Regions from separate parts of the Homo sapiens genome. Here regions 2, 3 and 4 are each linked to region 1. A link is a contact called in ENCODE Hi-C or POLR2A ChIA-PET data. All regions are on one chromosome and are shown on one strand. Each heading gives the region's core, a stretch centred on a gene start or an enhancer-like site at or near the end of the contact. The rest is flanking DNA. Distances are from core to core; before and after follow the strand shown.

The links. A loop is a pair of places that touch in the nucleus more often than their neighbours do. ChIA-PET counts read pairs that join two places held with the same protein, here RNA polymerase II (POLR2A). Pooled maps may share reads with other maps.
Region 2: a map of naive thymus-derived CD4-positive, alpha-beta T cell shows a loop between it and region 1 (12-fold over the local background). The contact joins the enhancer-like site here to the promoter of ARID1B in region 1. A Hi-C loop is called at or near these places in 1 of 168 maps with a recorded cell type or tissue (naive thymus-derived CD4-positive, alpha-beta T cell) and 6 of 50 pooled maps. POLR2A ChIA-PET finds 5 or more read pairs at or near these places in 1 of 52 experiments (PC-9).
Region 3: a map of naive thymus-derived CD4-positive, alpha-beta T cell shows a loop between it and region 1 (12-fold over the local background). The contact joins the enhancer-like site here to the promoter of ARID1B in region 1. A Hi-C loop is called at or near these places in 2 of 168 maps with a recorded cell type or tissue (both naive thymus-derived CD4-positive, alpha-beta T cell) and 10 of 50 pooled maps. POLR2A ChIA-PET finds 5 or more read pairs at or near these places in 1 of 52 experiments (HEK293T).
Region 4: a loop to region 1 is called in a map of endothelial cell of umbilical vein, with 6 times the contacts of the local background. The contact joins the enhancer-like site here to the promoter of ARID1B in region 1. A Hi-C loop is called at or near these places in 2 of 168 maps with a recorded cell type or tissue (chondrocyte and endothelial cell of umbilical vein) and 3 of 50 pooled maps. POLR2A ChIA-PET finds 5 or more read pairs at or near these places in 2 of 52 experiments (B cell and MCF 10A).

What each region holds. Positions count from the first base shown.
Region 1 is chr6:156,775,628-156,779,047 of GRCh38, reverse strand. ARID1B (AT-rich interaction domain 1B) reads right to left here and starts at 1,670. Exons shown (of 20, transcript NM_001374828.1): 1 at 1-1,670. The coding sequence starts at 1,367. It overlaps LOC115308161 (a long non-coding RNA gene), which reads left to right and starts at 530. Exons shown (of 2, transcript NR_163974.1): 1 at 530-802; 2 at 1,617-2,688. RefSeq lists silencers at 417-646, 897-966, 1,037-1,186, 1,337-1,576, 1,597-1,946 and 2 more and an enhancer at 1-453.
Region 2 is chr6:155,169,736-155,173,155 of GRCh38, reverse strand. All of the region lies in intron 9 of TIAM2 (TIAM Rac1 associated GEF 2), which reads right to left. Among named protein-coding and RNA genes, the nearest start is that of CLDN20, 93 kb to the left of the region's middle. RefSeq lists enhancers at 1,300-1,359, 1,390-1,809, 1,850-1,909. Within about 2 kb of position 1,840, at least 18 of the 41 ENCODE cell types and tissues checked have a DNase peak (open chromatin) inside an H3K27ac peak, as active enhancers do.
Region 3 is chr6:155,416,895-155,420,314 of GRCh38, reverse strand. The region is part of intron 10 of NOX3 (NADPH oxidase 3); the gene reads left to right. Among named protein-coding and RNA genes, the nearest start is that of NOX3, 37 kb to the left of the region's middle. RefSeq lists enhancers at 1,704-1,763, 1,864-2,013. Within about 2 kb of position 1,759, at least 9 of the 41 ENCODE cell types and tissues checked have a DNase peak (open chromatin) inside an H3K27ac peak, as active enhancers do.
Region 4 is chr6:155,527,402-155,530,821 of GRCh38, reverse strand. No RefSeq gene overlaps it. Among named protein-coding and RNA genes, the nearest start is that of NOX3, 73 kb to the right of the region's middle. Within about 2 kb of position 1,666, at least 7 of the 41 ENCODE cell types and tissues checked have a DNase peak (open chromatin) inside an H3K27ac peak, as active enhancers do; they include endothelial cell of umbilical vein, where a contact is called at or near this core.

The DNA.
Region 1 (3,420 bases), core at 421-2,920:
TGCCGGGGGGAGCTCAGCACCCCGTACCCCGCGGACGAGCCCCCATAGCCGCCGCCGCCGCCGCCTCCTGCTGCTGCCGCCGCCGCCGCGGCCGCCGCCGCCACAGCTCCCGCTCCTGCTCCTCCTGCTCCTGCTCCTCCTCCTCCTCCTCCTCCTCCGCTGCCTCCTCCTCCTCCGCCGCCGCCGCCGCCGCCGCCGCCCGCGCCGGGCCGGCTGTAGCCCGGATAATGGTTGCACTGGCTGTTGGGGTACCCTTCGTGGGAGTTCTGCAGGGGGTCCATGCTGCCGGGGGCCCCGGCGGCGGCGGCGGAGGCGGAGTGCATCATCCCCATCCCGGGGCTTTGTTGTCCGCCATGTTGATCAAAGCAAGGCCCAGCGCGGCCGCCGGGGCCGCCGCTCGCAGGGGCAGCGCTGCCATAGTAATTATTAAACTCCGGGACGGCCGCCGGGCCGCCGCCGCCCCCGGGCACGGCGACCGGCGGCTGCTGCGTGCCCAGGGCGCCCAAGCCCGGGTGCTCGTAGCGGCCGCCCGCCGGCTCCCCCATCTTGGGCGGCGCGTCGTCCTCGTCGCCCGGCTTGCTCAGCAGCGGCGGGCCCGGGGGGTCGGCCTGGCCGCCCGCAGCACTGTCCTTGGCGCCTCCATGTTGCGGCTGCTCCATGTCGGGGCCGGGCTGAGGCGCGCCGCCGCCCGCGCCGCCCAAGCTGTTGTTGTTGGAAATGGGATGTTGCTGTTGCTGCTGCTGCTGCTGCTGCTGTTGCTGCTGCTGCTGCTGCTGCTGGAACTGGTTTAGCTGCTGCTGTAGTGCGTGGTGGTGGTGGAGGTGGTGGGCATGGTGGTGGTGGTGGTGGGCATGGTGGTGGTGGTGGTGCTGCTGGTGGGGCGGCGCGGCGGGGGCTTCGCCAACGGTTTTCAGTTTGTGGTTGGGGAGCAGCCCCGTCTCCATGGCCGAGCCCGGGCCCGACGAGGAGGAAGAGGATGCCGCCGCTGCCGCCGCGGAGGAGGAGGAGGAGGAGGACAGCGCGGCGGCGCTTCCACCCTCCTTGAGAGCCGCCTCGGAGCCGCCGCTCTTGGCGCTGTGGGTGCCGGCGGCGGCCGCGGCGCCCGCGTTATGGGCCATGTTGAGTTCGTGACGGGGGAGCAGGGGGTGGTGGTGCACACTGTTCAGGCCGCCGCCGCCGTCGCCGCCGCCCCCCAGCATGGGTCCCGGTGCCGCCGCCGCCGCCGCCGCGCCGCGCGCCCCCGCCTCCAGGTCCCGGGCTCCGGGCGCCGGCCGCGGCCCGGGGGGCGCCCGCCGTTCGCCGCTGCCTGCCCGCGCCCGCGCCCGCGCCGCCGCCGCCGCCGCCGCCGCTGCTGCCCGCGCGGCCATGATCGCCGCGGCGTGGCGAGGCCGGGCGGGGGGCGGGGGGAGACAATAACCCCCACTTTTCAGGCCGCGGCCCCTCCTGTGCGCATCCACGCGGCCCGCCGGGAAGCCGCGACCCCCTCCCCCTCCGCAGGCCCCGCCGGAGCGCCGGGCCGGGCACGCCTTACGCTCTGGGCCTGCTCCTGCTGTGTGCTTTCATGGTGAAAGTTTTTAGTTCAGGTTTAAATGAAACTTTTCTCTTTTCCTCTCTAGCCCGGATATGGGTAAATACACGACTAGCTGAGCCTATCGGGCCCAGCATGGCTTGAGAGGCAGCGGGCGAGCTCGAGCAACTATTATCCACTTCGCTCGCATTACTCCCGCGCACTCGCAAAACGCGGACTGGACTCGTCCCCGGGCCGCCGCCGCCCGCCCCGGCGCAGCCTCGCGGGACCCAGCCGGGCTTGGGCTAAGGCTGGGGCCGGGGCCGGGGCCGGGGCGGCTCGGCGGCCGCTCGGAGCGCGGCGGCGTGGGGCGGCCGGAACCTGCACTTTCCCCCCGGGCCGCTGTCTCCTTGCCAACCGGGCGTTCGCATGTTTGTTTTCACGTCTAAAAGGAACGATACAAAGGTGGAAAACGAGTCTGACGAGCAGACAAAAGAGGGAGAAGGGCTGGGAAACAAAGTTGTCTATTGGCCTCAGAGGTTACAAGGAGCCGACGGAGAAAGAAAATATTTAGGCAATCTGCAAAAGCACGGTCTCTCCCAGGAGTTATGTAATTTTCAGAACGTTCGCCTCTGCCTTGATTTCGGGCCATCGGCGTAATTCCCACAACTTCTTCCAACTGCAAAATTAGGAAAGATTTGAAATGAAGGTTAGCCCCGGTCAGAGAGCCCTATGGCCTGTACCCAGTAGGTACTCAATAAATGCTTATGACTGACTGCACCCGCCCCAAAGAGAATGTTTACATAACTCTTTTTGAAGGCACCTTAAACACGTATGTAGGTTTGTCAGTGTATTTCCAAAGGAATATGTCCACGTATTCCCAAAGGAGCATTTTTCTTACATGCACTTGGATGTCCTCTGTGGAGTATGTACAGTGGTGTTTTCTGCGCCAACTTTCACATGAACATTTAACTCTTGGTGCCAGAACAGCGACAGCTATGGGTTAGCTCGTATCTTCATAAATCTATATGACACCTTTCATCATGTTTCAGAGCTTCGTGTGCACAGTTAACCCTCTCGATATACATTCATTTCAAAGAGATGTGGAACGAAACTAAAATATTATAGACATTATATTTAATAAATATAACTTCAATAATAATATAAAACAGTCAACTCTAGTCCTAATGTAGAAATGTTCCATACTTTGTTCTCTTAAAAATTGGTGTCTATTAACATTTTATAATGTTTTTAATATTTGCATTGTTATTAATGTTTTCAATATGTGCATTGTCCCCTAGTAACATTTTAAAAAGCAAGACTTCTTAACCTTAGGCAATGACCCACTTGTACTAGTGTGGACTCAGTTTTCATTGAGAGAAAGCATTTAAAACCTGGCAGAAACAATACTTACGGTTTTGGTAGAGTATAGTTTTCCAAAATTATTTCATTCTTCAGCTTTCCATAAAAACTATTTTAGTTCATTTCCACTGCAGCAGTGGTTATTTGTTTGACCAAGTGTAAATATGTTACATGACTAAATAGAAAAGGATTGATGGGAAAACTGGTGACTAATTGGGGTCGGGGGGAGGGAATCAGGTGCACACCCAAGGGTCATTATAGAGTGTAGAAACAACAAATTGCAATTCTACGCAAACAACTGGAAAACGGGATATATCATCGTGTGTTAGAGAGAATAACAGAACCATAAGATGAATTCGTGCCAAATCATTCATCAGTTTTTGCCAAGAGAATACTACATCTTTGTTAGTGTGCCTTTTTGACATTTTTTCCTGGATTTTCTCCCTTTATATATTCAAATACATACTAATTATACGCATTACACCACAGAAGTTGAATTTTTAGTTTTTCATATGCAAATATAAATATATGTCTGTTTTGTGTGTATATAC
Region 2 (3,420 bases), core at 591-3,090, 1.6 Mb after region 1:
ATACAGTTCAAGAAAAGTAAAACCTGGTTATTCAAAGGAAGCACCAAGAATTTAAAATTAATTTATTAAAACTAGAAAAAGAAAAAGCTACTTGGTGCTTACAGATCTCTTAGGTTGTTGTAAGCTTTGCCCATTTGGAGGGAAAGTTGGATTAATTCTCTGAAGGAAGGTCAATGCTATCCAAGTTGAAAATACACATGCTTTAGTTTCAGGAAGCCAGATGAAATATTCTCCAATATTCTTTTCATAAAAAGAAGAGAGAATCCTAAAAATAAGCATTAAAAATGGAGCCATCTGGAAAACTCTTTTTCCAGGTTACCCATGTCAAAGATGCTGCTATGTTAAATTAACCTTTTTAACCACCCAGAATTCCACGGTTGGCTACCTTTGCCAGGACTGTTACGCACCTACCACGCCTCCTACTCTACTTCCTCCCATCAAAGAAAAAAAAAAAAAAAAAAAAAAAAAATATATATATATATATATATATATATATATATATATATATATATATTTCCAACTAGCCTCTTCAAGGTTTCCTGGTCCTGAGAATGCAAATGGAGACAGAAAAAATACAATAATAGCAAGGCAATCCAGGTCAAATCTCAGCCTTGTTAGGGGCTGTTATCTAGTGCCTCTGCACTTCTGTTCCTTCACCTTCAAAAGAGGTTAAAAACGCCAGCCTCGTGGGGTGGTTAGGAGACTGATGGGAGGAATTGCATTTGAAAGACATAAATTGTAAAGATTTTTTTTGGAAGCTGAGGCTGGATCAGGGCATTATACTGTACTGGGAGTAGCTACTGCATTTCAGCGATGGCCACTATAAAGAACTTCCTGAGAATCATCCTTTGTTCCAAAGCCCTGGGCCACTGTTCTGGCCACTGCTGCTCAGATCACCTTGCAGTCAGCTCCAACTGGCCATCACGACACGGGAACATCACTGGGCTGCAGCCACAGTCACTCCAGACTGACTAGTGAACGTCTGCAAATCACTTTAGCTCTCCTTGGAGGGCATTCCACAGAAGTATTTATTATTATTATTATTACATCAATGGTCCTGAAACCACATGTCAAATTACTTATGCTCAGTATGCAGCAAGGAGAAAAAATTGAAACTCCGTGTGTTCTCACAGCAGATGCTTTTGGATCAAATGGCTTGTAATTACTACTTGGATCACTGAAGGGAAGTGAGTAGCAAAATCACAATCTGGCTGTCACAAATGGGCCCAAACCACCACAGTGGCTGATAAAAGGAAAGTCTATTTGCAAGGGAGATGAGGAGAAAACACAAAAGGGAGTTGCACGCTCCCAGTTTTCTTAACAACAGTAAAATGTCATAGAAGAGAAAGTGTTTATTTCCTTCTTGGACTGAGGCCCACACATCGGTTGATATGAAAGAAAAACAAAGATGGATCTAGCTAGCTCGCTAGCTGTATGCATATATATATGCTATGTAGGGTTGTGTATTAATATTCTCTCTAAACAGATTACCATACTGTGGTGAAGAGTAAGCTGTTTCATTCATATTTTCCATTTAAGAAAACAATATTAGGGGGTTTGTTTTGGTTTTGGGGTTTTTTGGGGTTTTTTAGGTTTTTTTTTCAGTTTACAGCTCATGACTAAGATGACAATACTGCATTCACTCACTGCCACAGAAAGTTGGAATACCCCAAGCCAATTTTCCAGAAGAAGGGGCCAAGGCCCAGGGGCTGTCACAATTTCTGCAATGAAGCTTCTGGGGTTGCCGCCATCTGAGCCTTAGTGGGGACTTTGTTGTCACAATCTCCATGACAAACACCTCCCTTCAAAGGCCGTGTAAGACTCACTATTACTCATCCAGACGTTCGTTATGAAAAGCTTTCATTTTTGGCAAGCCAAAGTGTCCTCTAAAAAAATGTTCAAGTAAGACTGGCTTTATTCCAGACTTAACAGATTTTGAATTAGGGTGACTCACTGTTGGGCTGTTATATGATGCATCAATTAGAGTGAAATAGTTTAAAATGCACACGGCCCCTCCCTCACAACAGCCTTTCTGTGTTATAGAAATGGGCGTAATGTACTTATTGTATAAAAATAGGTTTGTGCAGGTTACAAGTATTCTCCAAGAATGATTAGCAGATGAAAAGTAGCAAAATGAAATATTAATTATTTAGCCAGCTCAGGCAGAATTTTAAGTCCCAGAGATATAAAAAAACAAATTACACCCTTAGTTCTATCTGCCATTCTATCTGAATCTAGTTATCTGGGTACGATAGCACAGAAATTACAGAGGCTGCATTAAAATTGTCCTATAAATGAAAGGAATTTCTTCAGTATCCCTACATCACAAGTAATGCTTAGCTAAAACAAATAGGAGTAAAACAAATGCAGAAATCATAGTTTCTTCTCACTCCTTAGAGCATCGATGGGACCTGTTGATTTGAGCCCATCTTAAGCACTAAGCTTAAATTCTCACTGTAAGTGGCTACATCAGCAAAATTTATTTTCAAAGTCCAACATAAACTCTGTTAATAGGAAGTGTACTGATGCTATAGTTTCATAACTTTCTTTTTTCAGGGATGGGGTCTTACTCTGCCACCCAGGTCAGAGTGCAGTGGTGCGATCTTGGCTCACTGCAACCTCTGCCTCCCAGGCTCAAGCAATCCTCCCACCTCAGCCTCCGAGGAGCAAGCCACTACACTCGGATAATTTTTTGCATTTTTGATAGAGACAGGGTTTCACCATGTTGCCCAGGCTAGTCTCAAATGATCCACCTGACTCAGCCTCCCAAAATTCTGGGATTACAGGCACGAGCCACCATGCCAGGCCTCTTAACTTTCAAAGTAAGAATTTTACATTGTTATATAATGCTGGAAGAGATAGGACCCTAAAATTATGGGCCTTTATTACAAATCAGTCATCCTCAGCCATTAAATGACTACATCTAATAGAAATAGGGCATATATAAACTATATCGATTACAAGCTTTCCTGGGAGCCATGACATACGCACTTGACAGAGTGGCTAACAGTAAGAGATGGTAAGTGCAGAGTAAGAACTGGCTGGGTGCAGTGGCTCACGCCTGTAATCTCGGCACTTTGGGAGACTGAGGTGGGTGGATCGCGACGTCAGGAGTTCAAGACCAGCCTGGCCAACATAGTGAAACCCCATCTCTACTAAAAATACAAAAATTAGCCAGCCTTGGTGGCAGGTGCCTGTAATCCCAGCTACTCAGGAGGCTGAGGCAGAAGAACTGCTTCAACCTGGGAGGCAGAGGTTTCAGTGAGCCGAGATCACGCCACTGCACTCCAGCCTGGGCAACAGAGTGAGACTCCATCTGAAAAAAAAAAAATTATTTGGTGGAGGAGAAATTAAATAACACAGCTTCATGGGGATGTTGTGGGTTTGAAAAAGGCACTAGGAAGAGGCATAGGCACATCT
Region 3 (3,420 bases), core at 510-3,009, 1.4 Mb after region 1:
CATGCTTCACAGGAAGATGGTGGTGGATAGCGTGTCTCATTTTCATTCACTCACTAATCCAACTAATATTTCAAGTCCTGCTCAGAGACATGCAAAGTCTCATTGTCATTACACCCGACTCACAATCACCTCCCCCTTCTCTTAACCTCCACCACTCCTTTGCTGCCCTACTGTTATGTCACATATCTTTCCTGTATTAAGATTCGTGAAATAATCTTATTTTCTCTAACAGACTGTGAGTTCCTTGAACATAGCTTCTCTGGATATCTTCATACATATATATATATACACATACAACATGTGATAACTATATATATAGTAAAAATATTGAATAAATCAATGAGTGAATAAATGTCTACATGTCCAAAAAGAATAAACAATGGCTTCTGTACACAATTTTCTTTAAAATTTAAGGGTATTAAGGTTTTGTTTATGTAACCAAAAAAATTCTTCAATGATTTTTACTAAATTCCAATTATTTTACTAGGAATATAGAGGAAAAATCTTATAAGAACCCCCAAAAATTTTAAAATTCATACAGGAGCCTACAAAATCTTAATTTTGCCTCCTTTCTCAGCATTCCATTGTCATTCCTGGGCTCTGCTTGTGGCGTTTCTCAAGGCTTTCAGCACTGCAGTCACCACAAAACCATAAAATAGGGACATTGATCTCTATTCCAAGAAACAGAAACAGTAGAGTAAAAAATATAAAAGCAATGTTTTCATCGCTTATAAAAATGTGAGGGACTATTTGGACACGACTCAGGTGAAAATAAGGGCAGAAATAATGTCATATGGGAGAAAGGAAGCTAAAGTGTGGAATCATAAAATAACTTAAAGGTCCTAATCTCCTAGCTTTGCATAGGACCATGAAAGTCAGTATCTGCACCTCGAGCGGAGATGATTTGTCCAAAGTCACCCAGCTTGTTCACCACTGAGTCAGGACCTGAGCATGTGTTTCTGATTTCTGCTTCAAAGTTCTTTCATGGAAGAAGTGAGGTTTTCATGCTATTGAAAGTTTGGGCTGAAAATTACAGTTCAGATCCAATTCCTTAAGCGTCTGCAGGCATGAGAACAGGTTTAGGAAGTTTCTCTCTTTTAAAGCAACTTTGTGTTGGTTTGAGTATAGCTACTATTAGGCTTATGTAACTAATATTTGTCAGGGCTACCTACATGCTTTTGAGATATAAAGACTACTCCTTCCACTAAACTGTCAGAGTCTATATAATTTTTGAAGTGCCACAGAGCAAAGCAGTACATATTTATCTAACGGTGTCTTCACAATTTTAAGTCTGGACTATAGTTTTCAGATTGTCCTCTTTTGTAATAAGGAAGGAAAGGACAACTCGCATAGGCGTTGAGAGCCAGAATTTTAAGCTTAAATGGTTAACTGCGATTAGGTGGGATTTTTTTTTCCTCCATGTGTAAAAACACTGGTTGGCATAAGGCATACATTTTTACACACAAAACTCAAGTTGCAAGTCTATAGGAAAAAATGTGCACCAAAGTTTTCTCAATTGTCACCGTTGCAAACTAGAACTTCTTTACCCTTCTCCTCTGTTGCATTATTCTAGAAAACTTCTAAGTAAAATGCAGGAGCACAACCAATAAGGCGCCTGCCACTTCCTCAGTGGGAAGCGTCATAAGTAGTACTTTCCATTTGAAGCTGATGTCTTAAAATATCTTTGTTTCTAAGTACTTTTGTTTTGAAAGATCTGGGAGGGGGCGGGGAGTGGAAGGGGAGGGGGAAGAATGGGCAGGAGGGGATTTCCCAAGAAGGCCAAATAACAAGAAGTATAATGATGGCTTGCTGTGATGAAAATGGAAAAAAGTTGTAATACATGAAAGAAATATTTTCAACGCAGAAGTAAGAGCCAAACTTCACTGAGTTGAAGGCAGCTGAGAACGCTGTGCCCCTGTGGGATGAGGGAAGGCTGAGGGTGGTTGAGAATTCTCTGTGATGCAATATGGAGGAAGCTGAATGCTGGGGGTGAAAAATGCCCTCTAGCAATAAAGTCCTCCACCTCCTGCCTAACGGGTATGATTAATTCTACATCACACTCAATTTGTGAAAAGAGCTCTTGAAAAAAAATTAGGACGGTTTGCTTGTGCAAACTGTCAAAATGATGAATGAAATAGGTGTGTATGAATGGGGAGGGAGGGGGAGGATTGCTGACATAAATAGATTGGCTTACACATTTTAGTTCTCCCTAATATCACAGCTGTGCAGTCAGGACTGAGACAACTGCCAACTGCAAGATGCGGTTCGTTTTCTTAACTGCATATGTAGTCTTCAGACTACGATACAACAGATTATACAAGAACTGAGATAATCTCATTTCTTCATAAATTGTCTTCCTTCATCAGCTCCATAATATATAACCATGATAATGGGTATTTATAGTGTGTCCCATGCAAAATGGCCTTTGGGTTCTTAACCTAATATAATAAACAGATAATTCAAATAAAAAGACAGCACGGGCCAGTGGGAACAAGGGAAAGAGGCCAAAAAAGACAAAAAATCCATACTCTACTAAAATATATTAATAAAACAAAGGAGGGCCTGCTCTCTTTTCTAGTGAATGAAAAATGCATTTAATTTAATCTGTTTACTTTGAGAAATTATTTACTTTCACTTTCCCTCACACTGGAGCTCTGACTACTCCTGGAACTGATCATCTCTACTAATCACCAAGATTCCTGCCATCAGTTGGCCTCTTTAGGAGGGGCCATTCATGCTTCTCCTAAAGAAATGTATGCTTCTTGTCTTTCCTCGGAGGGCCTCAAAAGGCCTCAGTACCCCATCAGCCCTCACCATTGCTCTGTGCGGAAGTGACCAGTATTAATATGTTTAATATCTTGGTTTATTAACCACAGATTGCGTGACTACAGTCTTCTTGCAAAAGAGTCCAATGAAATACACAAACATTTTAAAATCTCCCTTCACCTCCCTCCCCAAACTAAACACCTCCCCAACTTTGCTCCCTAAGAAACTCACCATTAAACAGTTGAATATGTCTCATTCCATTCCTTTTCCATGCATTTATATGCATATACCTATACACATTCATGCATAAATAGGGGTGTGTGTGTGTAGAAGGCAGAGGAAGTGTAATTTGTTTTGTTTTTCATTAAAGCATAACTTCGGGCACCGTCAGTGTCAATACCTGATGATCTATTTCATTTTGTTTGGTGTCTTTAGAGTATTCCATAGTGTGGATAGGCCACAATTTATGGAATCATTCTGCTATTAAATAATGTTTCAGGCCAGGTGTGGTGGCTCACACCTGCAATCCCAGCATTTTGGGAGGTCGAGGTGGGCGGAACACCTGAGGCCAGGAGTTGGAGACCAGCCTGACCAACATGGCAAAACCCCATCTCTACTAAAAATACAAAAATTAGCCGGGCGTGGTGTCAGGTG
Region 4 (3,420 bases), core at 417-2,916, 1.2 Mb after region 1:
TAAGCACTTTTTTGTATCTCCTTTTTATTTTCCATGATACTTTAAAGAGGTAAAGGAAGACATTGGGAAAATGTTTTAAATTATTGTTATAGAAATGAACCCAAACAGGCGCCAACTATGATTTTTTTTTTCAAAAACTCATTGTTACTGAATTCAGATAGTTGCCCATCCTTTATCAGCCATTCAAGTCAATCAAGAATAAAAGATTATTTATTTTTTCAAGATTGATTTTTAATGTGTGGATATTCTTTGAAGCCCTCTGGCTATAATTCATGCAAACACATTCAAAATATATAACTGAAAGGCAAATGTGACTACTCTCTGGACTTCATGGCTTGTCACTGAACACACGTTCACAAAACCTGAGCATGTCCCAGCATCCAGAATCCACAAGATGGCATTAGTGTTCACTTTTTTCCCCCGTTTTAAAGCAGTTAATTTTATGACTGTCACTAAATTGTCTTTTTTTTAAGAAAAAGATAAATATTTTTCCTCTCCTGAGATATTTCTTAATATGATTAACAATGATTAATTTGATATCTTTGGAAAGACTTGAAGTAAAAGAAAATGACTTGCCTGTTCTTCGTATCTGTGTTTTGAAAGTTGATCACCTCATTCCTCCAATTCTATATCTCTCCTCTTTTATAAGACCCAGAGGCTGCACTGTCCAATACAGTCACCAGAAGCCATATGTGCTATTTACATTTATTACACTTAACTTTTAAGATTCAGATCTTCAGGCCAGGTGCAGTGGCTCATCCTGTAATCCCAGCGCTTTGGGAGGCCTAGGCGGGTGGATCACTTGAGGTCAGGAGTTGGAGACCAGCCGGGTCAACATGATGAAACCCTGTCTCTATTAAAAATACAAAAATTAGCTGGGTGAGGTGGCAGGCGCCTGTGGTCCCAGCTACTTGGGAGGCTGAGGCAGGAGAATCACTTGAACCCAGGAAGCGGAGGTTTCAGTGAGCCGAGATCGTGCCACTGCACTCCATCCTGGGTAACAGAGCAAGACAAGACTCCACCTCAAAAAATAATAATAATAATAAGTAAATAAAAATAAATAAATAAATAATAAAATTCAGATCTTTGGTTGCACTAGCCACATTTCATGTGTTCAATAGCCGCATGAGGCTCGTGGCCACCATACTGTACAGAGCAGATATTAAACATTTCATGACCCCAGAAAGCTCTATTGGACAGCACTAACTAAAGAATAATAACTCAGGGACCTGAATCTATATCCAGAAACTGATACGTACAAACAATATCCCCCTGTTGATGATATCTGTCTTTGTGACATTTACATTCTGATATAAAAATAGAGGTGAACAGAACGTTGAAATTTAAATGCAAACTTTCACCCACCTCTGTGTACAGAGTGTTCTAGGAGCATTGCTGCATCCTTCAAAATATTCTCATGTGAGTCGTGTGTTTAGGATGCAAACTACTTTACACAATATTGGGCATCTTCATGACAGCTATTGACGTCTTTAATTATTTTTAACTCCACTTATATTATTGAGCTCAGTGTAGTCATGGCTTTCAGAAGCACAAAAACAAAATAGTAGGGCTGGAAAGGGAGCTGCAGATCATCTGATCCTGCCTTCTTGTATGATTCATTAGGCTGCAAGGCCATAGAATGAGGCATGTGATGTAACAGGAAGTCCTTTGGCCCAGGAGACCAGAAACAAAATCTATTCTGGGAGATCTTGGTTGAACTTTTCTGTACCCAAGTTTCATTACACAGGAAATGAAGGGATTGGGAAAGGTTATTTGCAGGTTTACTTTCAGCTCTCAATGTCTCTCTTGTGTTACATTTAGTGTCAGGAATCAAAGGGGTTTCAAAGTCACAAGATAAAAATAGTACATCTACCTTGAGTATTAATTTTACTCAAAGATTTAAAAAGGAAAAGGTAAGTATGTTGACTGATAAGTGATTTAAAAATTATCTTTTTATCTCTAAAAAATGCAGATGTGTTTTTGGAGGAGATAAAACATAAAATACAAAGAAATATTATGCCAGCACTGAGCTACTTGAGATACACTCCCAAACCCCTTCAGGATTTTCATTCATTCTTTCTGCCTTTAGGGACAGTTTTTAAACATTTGAGAAATGCTTCAATAGGTAATAGCACAGAAGTGAAAAGCCTTCCAATGACAAATTGGGAGACTTCCCTGCTGTTTGATAAGGAATACAAGCTCAGAAATTACAGTTAAATCCGTAACAGGATTAAAGTTCATTCACAAAGAAATACAAAGCAATGATGTAATGCTTAATAGTGATGATGTTGGTAATGATGCCAGAAATCTGGGCTAAATAATTATTAAATTTCATATAAACATAGACTCTGGATTTCCTAGAGGCTAGGTAAAGAGAAAACAGAATGGGTGATATCATTCTCATTTTATAATAAATGAAGAATATAGTCACATAAGAAAAATAGACAAACATTCCCAAACTAAAAAATAAAAAATAAAAAAAATCAGAGAGATTGAATGCAAGTGTGTTTTATAAGAAACATAAATTAACATTGTGTTTAATAGCAATTTTACAAATGATAGAGAGGTATTCTTCATAAAGCCATTTCTTAGATTGACCCTGGATAAAGGTCAAAAACATGTTAATGTATTGGGAATTTGTCGAACCACTTCTACAGAAAGGGAAACACTAATATTCTCCAGGCATATAGCATTTGGGTGACCTAACTTGGAAGAAGGGTAGAGCTTAGAAAATTTGAAGAAATGGATGACTAGAATGCTCACTTCTAATTTTTAAATAACAAGTGCCTTATTACTTATTTTGCCCATTAAAATACCACCAATGCCAAAAGAAAGCCATATCATACCAAAAGGAATGAATTTAGATACACCATCAAATATCAGTTGTTTGAAAGAGAGATGATACAGGAGAAGCATCTATAATGATGTTTCTTGTCCCTAAAAATAAACCACCAACAAATATTAATTATCCAAGATCCTACTGTCAACTAAGATAAAAATATATTGCTAATTCTTGTCTTGGATTTTCAAGTGGCAATGGTGATTAGGTACTAATCAGTAGATAACCTTTCTTCCTTGAATATTTTTTATCGCGGTAAAAAGCACATGCGATTACATTTACCATCTTAACCATTTAAGTGTATAGTTCTGTGGTCTTAAGTACATTCCCATTGTTGTGCAATATATCTGTAGCACTTTTCATCTTGCAAAACTGAAACTTTACCCATTAAACACCTTTTCCCTCAACCCTTGGCAACCACCATTTTACTTTCTTTCTATGCTTTTGACTATCTTAAATGCCTCATATGAGTGGAATTATACAGTATTTGTGCTTTTTAAATTTTCTCCTTTTAATGCTGAATAATAGTCCATTCTGTGTATATACCACATTTTATTTGCCCATTCATCCATTGACGAACA